Linked DNA regions of Homo sapiens: region 2 is linked to region 1. Evidence: read pairs that join two places in POLR2A ChIA-PET (ENCODE). Cell type or tissue: OCI-LY7. All regions are shown on one strand. Links, peaks and the distances in the headings refer to the core of each region. The heading gives the core; the rest is flanking DNA.

The links. ChIA-PET counts read pairs that join two places held together with the same protein. Peaks named below come from ENCODE experiments on the same cell type or tissue, not always from the same donor. Only the 100,000 strongest peaks of a DNase experiment are listed, where the experiment ranks them.
Region 2: POLR2A ChIA-PET joins it to region 1 with 7 read pairs; 4 of 35 experiments call an interaction of 5 or more read pairs at or near these places.

What each region holds. Positions count from the first base shown.
Region 1 is chr20:33,404,913-33,413,025 of GRCh38, forward strand. SNTA1 (syntrophin alpha 1) reads right to left here. Exons shown (of 8, transcript NM_003098.3): 4 at 7,663-7,870; 5 at 7,384-7,514; 6 at 5,223-5,419; 7 at 3,789-3,976; 8 at 3,045-3,687. The coding sequence ends at 3,595. LOC124904889 (a long non-coding RNA gene) reads left to right here. Exons shown (of 2, transcript XR_007067567.1): 2 at 5,141-8,113. Among named protein-coding and RNA genes, the nearest start is that of CDK5RAP1, 7.4 kb to the left of the region's middle. In OCI-LY7, for the core only: no CTCF peak of the experiment used is centred there; DNase peaks (open chromatin) are centred at 3,919 and 4,479; H3K4me3 peaks cover 2,304 bases; H3K27ac peaks cover 3,866 bases.
Region 2 is chr20:33,537,295-33,541,294 of GRCh38, forward strand. All of the region lies in intron 1 of CBFA2T2 (CBFA2/RUNX1 partner transcriptional co-repressor 2), which reads left to right. Among named protein-coding and RNA genes, the nearest start is that of CBFA2T2, 49 kb to the left of the region's middle. In OCI-LY7, for the core only: no CTCF peak of the experiment used is centred there; a DNase peak (open chromatin) is centred at 2,052.

The sequences.
Region 1 (8,113 bases), core at 2,257-6,256:
TTGAGTGCAGGTAGTTGATTTGCAAAGTAATCTCAGGAAACACTGGTAGGGTAGTAGGGGAGTGAAACAGGGAGGGGAGACAGCCAATAAACATTGTTAACAAGCAACTTTCTTGCAGGCATCTAGGTCTTAATCCTGCTGGAGAACACTGGGAAATAATGCAGAACACTGTGCTGGTTAATTATTTGTGTCAACTTGACTGGGCCACAGGTTGCCCAGATATCTAGTTAAACGTTATTTCTGGGTGTTTCTTGAGGAAGAGATTAGCTTTGGTGGACTGAGTAGAGTAGACTACCCTCCACAATCTGGATGGACATCATCTAACCCCTTGGGGACCCAAATAGGACAGGAAGACAGAGCAAGGTTGAATTCTCTGTCTGCCTGACTGCTTAAGCTGAGACATTGGTCTTCTCCTGCCCTTGGACTGGGACTTAAACACCATTGGCACTCCTGATTCTCAGTCTTTTAGATTCAAACTGGAATTTACACCACCACCTTTCCTCGGTGTGCAGCTTGCAGATGGCAAATTGTAGGACTTCTCAGCCTCTATAATCACTTGATCCAATTCCTTATGATAAATCTCATTCTAGATGTAGAAATATACATATAGTGGCCAGGCACAGTGGCTCATATCTGTAATCCCAGCACTTTGGGAGGCCAAGGTGGGAAGATCACTGGAGGTCAGGAGTTCGAGACCAGCCTGGCCAACATGGTGAAACCACATCTCTAATAAAAATGCAAAAATTATGGCCAGGCGCAGTGGCTCACACCTGTAATCCCAGCACTTTAGGAAGCCGAGGCAGGCGGATCACCTGAGGTCAGGAGTTCAAGACCAGCCTGGCCAACATGGTGAAACCCCCGTCTCTACTAAAAATACAAAAAAATTAGCCGGGCATGGTGGCGAGCGCCTGTAATCCCAGCTGCTCAGGAGGCTGAGGCAAGAGAATTGCTTGAGGCCAAGACAGGAGGATTGCTTGAGTTCAGGAGTGTGAGACCAGCCTGAGTAACATGGCAAGACCCCATCTCTACAACAAATTAAAAAATAAAAAATTAGCCAGCCATGGTGGCACAGTCCTATAGTCTTAGCAACTTGGGAGGCTGAGGTAGGAGGATCACTTGAGCCTGGGAGGCCGAGACTGCAGTAAGCTGGGATCCCGCAACTGCACTCCAGCCTGGGCAACAAAGCGAGACCCCACCTCCAAAACAAAAAATAGGGCGGAGGGTGGTGTTCCAAGTGAAGGCACCAGACTGCTGATGGCCAGAAGGAAAAGGAGTGAGTCTTTGGTGGTTTGGGATGTTGCTGAAAATTTAGTGGATAAGCTGAGAAAATTTCATTTTCACAAAGAAACAATGCTACCATTGTAAGTAAGCTAAAAGTGATTGCCTCAAAGTTAAGTTACCTGGTCTCTCTTTTTTTTTTTTTTGAGACAGAGTCACGCTCTGGGGCCCAGGCCGGAGTGCAGTAGCGCAATCTCTGCTCGCTGCAAACTCCACCTCCAGGGTTCAAATGATTCTCCTGTCTCAGCCTCCCGAGTAGCTGAGATTACAAGTGCACACCACCATATCTGGCTAATTTGTTGTTGTTGTTGTTTGTTTTGTTTGTTTTTTTGAGACCGAGTCTCACTCTGTTACCCAGGCTGGAGTGCAGTGGCCGCGATCTCAGCTCACCGCAACCTTCACCTCCCAGGTTCAAGCAATTCTCCTGCCTCAGCCTCCTGAGTAGCTGGGATTACAGGCAGGTGCCACCATGCCCGGCTAATTTTTGTATTTTTAGTAGCAACAGGGTTTCACCATGTTGGCCAGGCTGGTCTTGAACTCCTGACCTCAGGTGATCCGCCCACCTCAGCCTCCCAGAGTGCTGGGATTACAGGCATGAGCCATCACACCAGGCACATCATCTTTGTTTTATCTTGTCGCTACATTAAAGAAACTGAACCTTTCAAAAGTTTAAAAAAAAAAAAGTTCTGGGCTTGGCACGGTGTCCTAGCACTTTGGGAAGCTGATGCAGGAGGATCACTTGAGGTCAGGAGTTTAAAACCAGCCTGGCCAACATGGTGAAACCCTATCTCTACTAAAAATACAAAACATTAGTGGGGCATGGTGGTGGGCGCCTGTAATCCCAGCTACTCAGGAGGCTGAGGCAGGAGAATCGCTTGAACCGGGAGGTGGATGTTGCAGTGAGATGAGACCCTGCCTGGGTGACAGAGCAAGACTCCGTCTCAAAAAAAAAAAAGTTCTCCATCATTGCCATTGTCATTGTGATTTTAGGTAGGGAGTCATAACCACTGCCCACTCACATCCAGCCAGCACATCGCAGTTTCCGAAGTACCAAACACATTCCACTCCACCTCCCTTCTGCAGGAAAGGGTCCTGAAGCTCTCTAAGATGGCTTTGACATGGGTCCACAAATTCTTTGACATTCCTTTCTTCAAGAGGTGGAGCCTAATTCCCCTCCCTTTGAGTGTGGACTGAACTTAGTGACTCATTTCTAATGAATAGAACAAAGCAGAAGCAACAGTGTAAGGCTTCCAAGACCGGGTCATAAGAGGCACTGTTTGTGGCTTCCTCCTTGCCCTCTCTTCTGTCTCACTGTGGGGAAAGCCAACTGCCATATCATGAGAAAACTCAAGCAGCAGCTCTAGGGTTAGCCCTACATGGTGAGGAACTGAGACCTCCTACCCACAGCCATGTGCATGAGCAGTATTGGAATGGATCCTCCAGCCCCAGTCAAGCCTTCAGATGACTGCAGCCCTAGCCGACAACTTGACTGCAACCTCATGAGCGACCCTGAGACAAGAACAGCCCAGCTTAGCCCCTCTCAAATTTCTGACCCACAGAACCTAAGAGATAATGAATATTTGTCATTTTAAGCTGCAAATTTTGGATAATTTGTCACACAACAATAGATAACCAATACACTGTCTTTGGCCCATGTAGTAAAGGTCTGTTCTTCTCCAGGGAAAGGTGCCCTAGTCCTTGGTCTGGTCCATCTTGGGACTGCAGGGGCCACCCCAGGACCCAAAGGCCAAGGCACAGACCACATACACTGGGCCGGGCTGCCTGTGTGCTCACAGGCTGTTTATTTATCCAAGAGTAAGGAGGAGAGAGACAGGATGAAGAGAAAAACCAGACTCCCCACGGTGGCAGGGCTGAGGGGAAAAACAAACAGAAAATCTCCTCTTCTTTCTCTTGCTGCTGACCCCAGGGTACTCCAGCTTCAGATGGGACCTCTGGGGGTGGCTTAGGGGCCTCGAGGAGGCCCGGCAGCTCAGCTGTTGGCTGGGGTCAGGATCCGCACAGGGGCAGGTCCCAGACTCGGAATGGCTTCTGTGTACACAAAATATCTCTCTGCAAAAGGCACTGGTGGAGGGGGGCAGCAGGAAGGCCACCCCATCACAGGCAGAGTCCACTCTGTCCTGCGTCTGGGTCCTGGGCCCCAAGACCAATCCAGTCTCCCTCAGGGTTGGGGTTTCGGAGGCCCTTGTTCCTCTCCTCTCCCTTCCCTCAGCCCAGGGGTGAGCAGGCAGTCGGTGGAGGCCCAGCTCAGGCCATGTCATGGACACCCCTCTTCAGGGCTAGTGCATCCGGCGACTTCTAGGCCAACAGCCCGAGGCGGGTGACTTTGGCCGACAGGAAGGAGTGGATGATGAAGACTATGGTTTTGGGACACGAGTGCAGGTCCAGCTGCTGGAGGGTGGATGGAGAGAAGAGTCAGGGCCCTGGCCAGCCTGGCCTCCGAGAGTGCACACCCCCTCCTCCCCAGGGTGCAGAGGCAGCCCCTCACTCACGATCTCGCCTTCAGCACCTCCAAAATCCAGGAAAAGGAGACTGGCACCGTCATCTGAAGACATCTGCAGCTTCTCGAAGGGCTGTCGCAGGAGCACAGCTCGGGCTGCACCTGGCTCAGCCGCCCACAGTGTGAAGCCCTTGTCGATGTGCACAGACAGGCTGCAGGGACGCCCATTCCACGTGCAGGCTGCAGGGAGGGCACATAGGTACAGGCACAGCTGGCACCTCAGAGACTACACCCCAACCTCCAACCCCCACCGCAGCTTACAAAGTGGGGCCTGAATGCCTCCAGGGATGGGAGGCTCACTGTTTGTCGTGGCACCAGTACACCCACCCTGCAGAGAGTCATCACCCCCACCCTCAGAGGACCTACACCCACTTCCAGTCCCACTTCCAGCAGCACAAGTAGAAAGGGGGAGCTTAAAATGTGCCATGGACAGGAGGCTCACTGCTGATAAAGGCATCATCAGATCTACCAAGCACCGCCCTTGGAGACCTGCAGAGTTACCCGGCTAAATTTAAATTTCAGATAAACAATGACTAATTTGGGCATACTTCTGTGAAAAAAGTATTCATTGTTAACCTGAAATTCAAATGAGGCTGGGTGTCCTGTATTTATTTCCTCTGGCAACCCTACCCCAAGTGCCATCTCTCACATCCTCACCAGCAGATTGACAAAACTGGGGCAAGAAAACCCCAGGGAGAAGAGTCTCTGCCTGCTAGGGCACCTGCACATCCAAAACAGAGGGCCCAAACCCAACTTCCTTTTTTTTTTGGAGAAACAGTCTCACTCTGTTACCCAGGCTGGAGTGCAGTGGGCGCAATCTCGGCTCACCACAACCTCCATCTCCCGGGTTCAAGTGATTCTCGTGCCTCAGCTTCCTGCGTAGCTGGGACTACAGGCACCTAGTACCATGCCCGGCTAATTTTTGTATTATTATTTTTTTTTTTTGAGACAGTCTTGCTCTGTCGCCCAGGCTGGAGTGCAGTGGCACAATCTGGGCCCACTACAACCTCCACCTCCCAGATTCAAACAATTCTGCCTCAGCCTCCCGAGTAGCTAGGACTACAGGCGCCCACCACCATGCCCGGCTAATTTTTGTATTTTTAGTAGAGACAGGGTTTCACCATTTTGGCCAGGCTGGTCTCAAACTGCTGACCTCAAGTGATCCACCCGCCTCAGCCTCCCAAAGTGCTGCGATTACAGGCGTGAGCCACCGCACCTGGCCAATTTTTGTATTATTAGTAGAGACAGGGTTTTGCCATGTTTGCCAGACTGGTCTCAAACTTCTGACCTCAGGTGATCCACCCACCTTGACCTCCAAACCCCATTTTCTATCCCCTCCTGAAGTGCCCTAAAGAAGGAAGCTTGAATGCCCCTGGGGATAAGAGGCTTATTACCAGAGGGACACTCCCAGATCCTCCCAGCACACCTGTAGACACCTCCTGCACACCCTCGGCGGCCCGGTGACAGCCATCCACAAGCTGGCGGGTCCAGGCAGCCAGCTCCTGCGGTGACTCCACGCTGAACAGGTGAGTGTCCACACCGTGACGCGTGCCCGTGCGCAGGGCAAAAGAGAGCTCTGCATCGTAGGGCACTGAGCCCTTGGAGGGGCCTGAGTGCACCAGTCTGGGGGTTGGGGGCAGAGGGCTGAGCATGAGGCCTCAGGCCGGAGGCAAATAGTTCTGGGCAAAGGGGCCAGTGACCTGGGAAGAAACCCTGTAAATCCTTTACCACCTAACAGGACAGGACTTGCCAGGGGGCACTGATTGACTCAGCAGGAGACATCTCCTGCCACCCTCCCCGTCACTCCCTTGGCTCTGGCTATACTGGTGTCATCACACACACCTAGCACATGCCTGCCTCAGCACCTTTGCATATGCTCTTCCCTCTGCCTATACATGCTTCCCTGATTATCTGCACGGCTCACTCCCTCACTTCCTTCAGATGTTAGTTTAAATGTCACCTCCTCTGAGAAGCCTTCCCTGACCTCCCAGTCCAAAATAGCACCCTTGTCACTCACTAGCCTTACTTTTTAATCATGGTACCAGAAATTATACTTTTTATTATTTGTTTTCGTTGGTTTTTGACTGTCTTTTTCACTAGAATGTCAACTAGGTTAGAAATTTTGATCTTGTGTTCACCACTGTATTCCCAGTAACTAAAACCATGCCTGCCCACAGTAGGTGCTCAGTAAACTTTTGTTGCCTAACTTGAATCACTTGATTAGGCAGACAGTCCAGGACCTAGTTATCCCTAGTAGCCAGCAGGCTCCTGACACACGGGCCAGAGCCAGCCTGAGGTAAGGAGACATGGGGGACAAGGACTTCAGACCCCTGCAGCTTGACTCTCACTTGCTGTGTGGCCTTGGTAAGCCAACTGCCCCTCTCTGGGGCAGAAAGTTCTGCCCCATATCCCTCTTTGTTCCTCCCTCCACCCACTCTTTCTCCTATAGCTCAGTTCCCCCCGCCACAGACTGCTGCTGACACCCGCCTTCGACTTTCCAGCCCTGAGCTGCAGACCCTCGAGTCCCCAGGCTTCCTATCCAAGCTCCCTCTCCATCCCACACACACTCTGGACTTAACTCAGCATCTTGCTCCAGCCTCCTCCCTTTCCACCCCCACCCCCAGTCCCACGCTCACCCAGACACAAGCTCCAAACCTCCTGTTCATTCCGGACCCCTCCTTCACCCGCCCCATCTGGCAAGCACGGAGCCCTGTTAATTTTACACCCATGTGGTTTCCAATGCCAATGCTGCCTTTCTTCCCCATCTGCTCCTGCCACCCACCTCCACCTCCCCCAGCCACCATCATCTCTCCTGCATGACTGCAGCACCTCCCCACTTCCATCCTGCACTCTCCGCTGCATTCTCCACGTGGCAGCCACAGGGATTCTCTTAAAGCAACCAGAGCACCTCGCTCCCCAGCTTAAACCCTTCAACACTACCAAACTCTTAAGCTAAAGCTAACATTCCTTAATCAGGCAATAGAAGCTCTTCAAGATCAGGCCCTGCCAACTCCCTTCTCTCCATTTCCTGCATGAATTCTGGTTATCACAAACTCATAGCTCCATGAACATGCTATAGCCCTTCATGCCTCTGTACTTTTGACCATGATGTTCTCTCTGCATGGGATGCTCTTTCACCCTTTCTTAAACAGAAAACTTCTACTCATCCATCAAAGTCCAGCTCAAATGTCACCTCCTCCCTGAAGCCTTCCTCTACTACCCCAACAGAGTTAAGTGGCTCCTACAAACCCTGCACTGTAATGGCTGTTCCTGGGTCTGTCTCCCCAGCCAGACAAGGTTCTCTCTGGAGGCAGAAACTGTTGGGGTCAGCTCTGTGCCCTCTGAACCATGCAGCACAAGGCATAAGTGTCAGCGAATGAGTGGCTAATGGGGACCTTATATCCTTTTGTTCCAAGCACCCATTTTACAGATGAGGAAACTGAGGCCCAGACAGGGCAGAGACTTGCTTCAGGTCACCTGGGGAATAGCTGAGGGTGGACAGGGCTGGAGTTCCCAGCTTCTGGGGCCCTGCTGGAGCATCTCCTGGCAAGTTCTGGGGGAGACATACTGCCCCTGCCTGTGGGTACCTGGTGGCGATGAGTGGGGCAGTACGGGCTGGCCGGCTCAGGGCCTCGCGGGTCTCGGGGAGAGACAAGTAGAGGAGCAGTTCCTTTTCAGTTAGCAGGGCCAGGGTGGGGGCTGTGCCCCCACTGGGCAGCTGCAGAGAACAAAACAGCAGTGAGGATGGGTGGGGGAAGAGAGGGCAGAGGGCCAGGGCAGGGTGAGGTGGCCAGGGGCACTGGGAACAGGGCCAGCTCCAAAGGAGCGGAAGAGAGAGAGGGATAGGTCCCAGGCCCAGCAGGTACCTGCTCAGTTAGCCAGCCAATCTGCTTGATGTCCTGGCTCCCAGCTGTGCTGGTGGCTGCCAACAGTGCCTGCAGCTCATCCTTGACCCGCGGCGTCAGAGTATTGACCTGGGCTTGGATGGCAGTCGCCCACGACCTCGCACTAGCCTCATCCTTGGCCCTCAGGAAGAGGGTGTCTTGACCATCTGCCGAGCAGATCTCCAGATACCTGCAGGCACAAATGGGTGGAGACAAGGACCTGACCATTAGGCTGCAGCTGCCCAACCCTGGCCCAAGAAACCCCACCCACCACCAAACCAGGAGAAACCAGGGGGATGTCCGTGAGAGAATCAGGAGCAACCCTCACTGCTGGGCTCCAGCCACAGTTGCTGGGGCTTCATGGGGCATAGGAACAAGCGAGTGTGACATATACACACGTGTTCATATATTTTGTGGGGTTTTTGTTGTTGTT
Region 2 (4,000 bases), core at 1-4,000, 130 kb after region 1:
GCCAACACAGCGAAACCCCGTCTCCACCAAAAAAGTAAGAAAACCAGTCAGGCGTGGCAGCGCGCGCCTGCAATCGCAGGCACTCGGCAGGCTGAGGCAGTAGAATCAGGCAGGGAGGTTGCAGTGAGCCGAGATGGCAGCAGTACAGTCCAGCTTCGGCTGGGCATCAGAGGGAGACCGTGGAAAGAGAGGAAGAGGGAGACCGTGGGCCGTGGTGAGAGTGAGAGGGAGAGGGAGAGCTCTTTTTAGCTTTTATAGCTTTTGTTGTGTCTAAGGAATCTTTGCCTAACCCGAGTTCACAAAGATTTTCTTGTATGTTTTTTTCTGGAATTTCTGTAGTTTTTAGATTTACATGTAGATCTAATATTTTAATACATGGTATGAGATATTAAGGATCCAAGTTCAGTTTTTTGCATATGAATATCCAGCTGTTTTAGTACCAGTTGTTGAAAGGACTATCATTCCTCTACCGGATTGTCCTTGTACCTTTGTCAAAAATCAGTTGTTTATATATCTGTGGGTCTGTTTCTGGACTCTGTTCCATTGATATGTTTACCTTATCTTTATGCCTGTACCACACTGTTTTACTATAACTTGAAGTGAGGCAGTTTTAGTCCTCTAGCTATATTCGTTTTCAAAGTTGTTTTAGGTAATCTAGGTTCTTTGCATTTCCAAATAAATTCTAGAATTAGCTTCTCAATTTCTTAAAAAAAAAAAAAAGCACGTTGGGATTTTGATTGGGACTACATTGAATCTGTTTGGGGGAAGAGCTGACGTCTTAACAGTTTAGGAGAGATACAAATTAACAAATTAAATTAGTGATTTTATTTTAATTAATGTTTCTCAGTAGTATTTTTGTGTTTTTCCTGTACAGGTTTTATGTCTTTTGTCAAATTTTTCTCTTAATATTTCACAATTTTTGATACTGTTTTAATTTTTTCAGAATTTCAGTATTTGGTCATTGCTACTCTATAGACATGAAGTTGATTTTTGTGTATTGATCTTGTATCCTGCAACTTGGCTAAATTCACTTATTTTAATAGCTTTTTGGGGAGATTCCATTGGATTTTCTTTTTTCTTTTTCCTTTTTTTTTTGAGATGGAGTCCTGCTTTCTCACCCAGACTGGAGTGCAGTGGCCCAATCTCGGCTCACTGCAACCTCTGCATCCTGGGTTCAAGCAATTCTACTGCCTCAGCTTCCTGAGTAGCTGGGATTGCAGTTGCCTGCCACCAGGCCTGGCTAATTGTATTTTTAGTAGAGACAAGGTTTTACCATGTTGCCTAGGCTAGTCTTGAACTGACCTCAGGTAATCCACCCACCTCGGCCTCCCAAAGTGCTGGGATTACAGGCATGAGCCACCGTCCCTGGCCTCCGTTGGATTTTCTGTACATCATTTGCAAATAAGGACAATTTTACTTCTTTCCAATTATCACTTGTTTTACTTATTTACTTATTATCAGTATTTTCTGTGTTGTCACTGCTTCAGAGATTCTGTCCTTTTCAATTTTCTTTTGTTATCTTCTTGGTCTTAGATATTATCATATTGTTGTTTGTTTTTTTTTTTTAATTAGTTAATGGCTTTCTGTGAGGTATTCTCTCAGTCTATGTTGTCTTCAGAAAACACTGGTTTCATTTTGTTCAGGGCCATATCATAATTCCTAGCTACCAATTACATGAAGTTCCAACTTATTTATTCCTCCACATTGGGATCAAATATTTCTTCCTGTCAATAATTGGCATTTCTGTTTACCATTGCAACTTATTCTAGCCTAGGTCCCACTTAAAATTATAGTTGGGGAGAGAGCATCAGAGTTGAGGTTCGGAAATTTGGTTTGAATTCCCATTTTGCTGCTTAGTGTCTGTATAATCTTGGGCAAGTTTTTTAACTGTTAGGCCTGTTTGCTTATCTGTAGGAAGAGAGTAACACAAGAACTTTACAATATGTCATGTGAATTGAAAGAGAGAACATAGAAATCATAGCCATGTGCCTGCAACACAGTGTGGGTAGTCTGTAAATATTTAGTCTGGCACTAGTGTGAGCACCAAGTGAAGGAATGAATGCTTGTTTGCATATCCTATTTCTGCACTGTTGCTTATGCTGTTCTCCAATCTCTTTTCAGGCCCTCTGCATCTTCCTCATGTTTCGAGGTCAATGAAGCCCATCTTTATTACTCATTTCCTATCATTGTTTACATCCCTGTTGAGTTGATATCTTACTAAACTTAGGGACTGGGAGTATATCTTTGGAAAATATTTGTTTTCCTCAAAATGCCTACCATAAATGTATTATAGGTCCCTAAAATAATTGGTTGATTGTATAGTTAATTTGGAAGCAGTGCATCAAAATACTTTGTAGGGTGACAGCGAAGTAAGGTTTTTTTTGTTTTTTGTGTTTTTTTTTTTTTTGGTAGAAGACAGTCTTTGTCTGTCACTCAGGCTGGAGTGCAATGGCATGATCACAGCTTACTTCAGCCTCAAACTCCTAGGCTCAAGCAATCCTCCCACCTCAGCATCCTGAGTAGCTGGGACTATAGGTGCGTACCACCATGCCTGGATAATTTTTTTTTTTAATTTTTATTTATTGTAGAGATGCAGTCTTGCTATATTGGCTGGGCTGGTTTCCCAAAGGCCTCCTCAAGTGCTGGGATTATTGGTGTGAGCCACCATGTCTGGCCTGTTTGTTTTTTGGTCAGATTTAGGTTTTAGGAGTGAAGTAAGTTGAATTTTACATGCTACAGTGGAAGTGGCAGAAATGTTTTTGTTTGATTAAAAGTAGCTTTAAGAGAACAGTAATTAACTTTTTAATTTTGGCCATCAAACAAGGAGGGTTGCTCATAAAACAGAATGGGAGTTTGGTAACTATAAACCATTTATTAAATGTTTTTTAAAAATCACATTGTTTCAACATTGAATGTGGTAGAATATTCAGTATTTCCTTTAGGTTTACATGTATAGTCTTATGTCTTTTAACAACAGAAATATGTTCTGAGAAATGCATCATTAGGTGATGTACAAACATTATAGAGTGTACTTACACAAACCTACATAATATAGCCTACTACACACCTAGGATATATGTAAACCTGTAATAGTAGCTAACAGCATGTTACTGTACTGAATGCTGTAGGCAGTTTTAACAATGGTGTTTGTATATCTAAACATAGAAACTGTACAGTGAAAATATAGTAATCTTATGGTACCACCTTTATTGACTGAAACTTCAGCTAAAAATGATAAACCTGATTAATATGCAAAGCAGCCCTTATAACATGCTTTTTCAAAAACAGCTTAAGACTTTTCAGATTTCGTTAAGAAGTTATATGGTAACATGCTGACTAGAGAATGATTTATTGGGCTAGTTAGCATTTTAAAGTAAAGGGAATGGAAACCAGAAGATGATGCAAGGGTACTTTTATTCGTTGTGTTAAAAAGCCATAGTAAAAGCCGTAGTAATCATTCTAAACTGTTGGATGCTTCCTTAGTGCTGCGTATATAAAGTATGTTAATAAATTTGATATCTAGGGTACTTGTTAGAACCCTAACTGGCATAGCCTATAACTCCAGAATCACCATTCTAATTGTATTCTGGAGTTGTGCTCTACAGTGGTGCTATTCACATAGAATATAATGTGAAAGGTAACCCTAGAGTTGTGCAAGTAGAAGGTACTAGCTTAATGAATTTGGCTCTAATAAGTTAATAAAGTAATTTGAACATTCCTTGAGAGGTAAAGTTTAAGATGCACTGTGGGACGCTAGAAAGTAATTTGCAGGCAGCCAGGAAATCTGGTTTCTGGAACCAGTCAACTGGCACCTCACTTTCCCCATAGTACCATGGAAACTTTGATTAGATGTCTCTTCCATTGCTGATATTTTGCATTTAGGTGATGGATTGAAGTCAGGAACTAGATCTAGCATTGAGGGCACTGAAAGGTGGTTGTCATGTAGTCCAGAGGTCAAGGGTCAAGTGATTAGAAGCAGTTTGTTCAGAGGTCAAGTGAT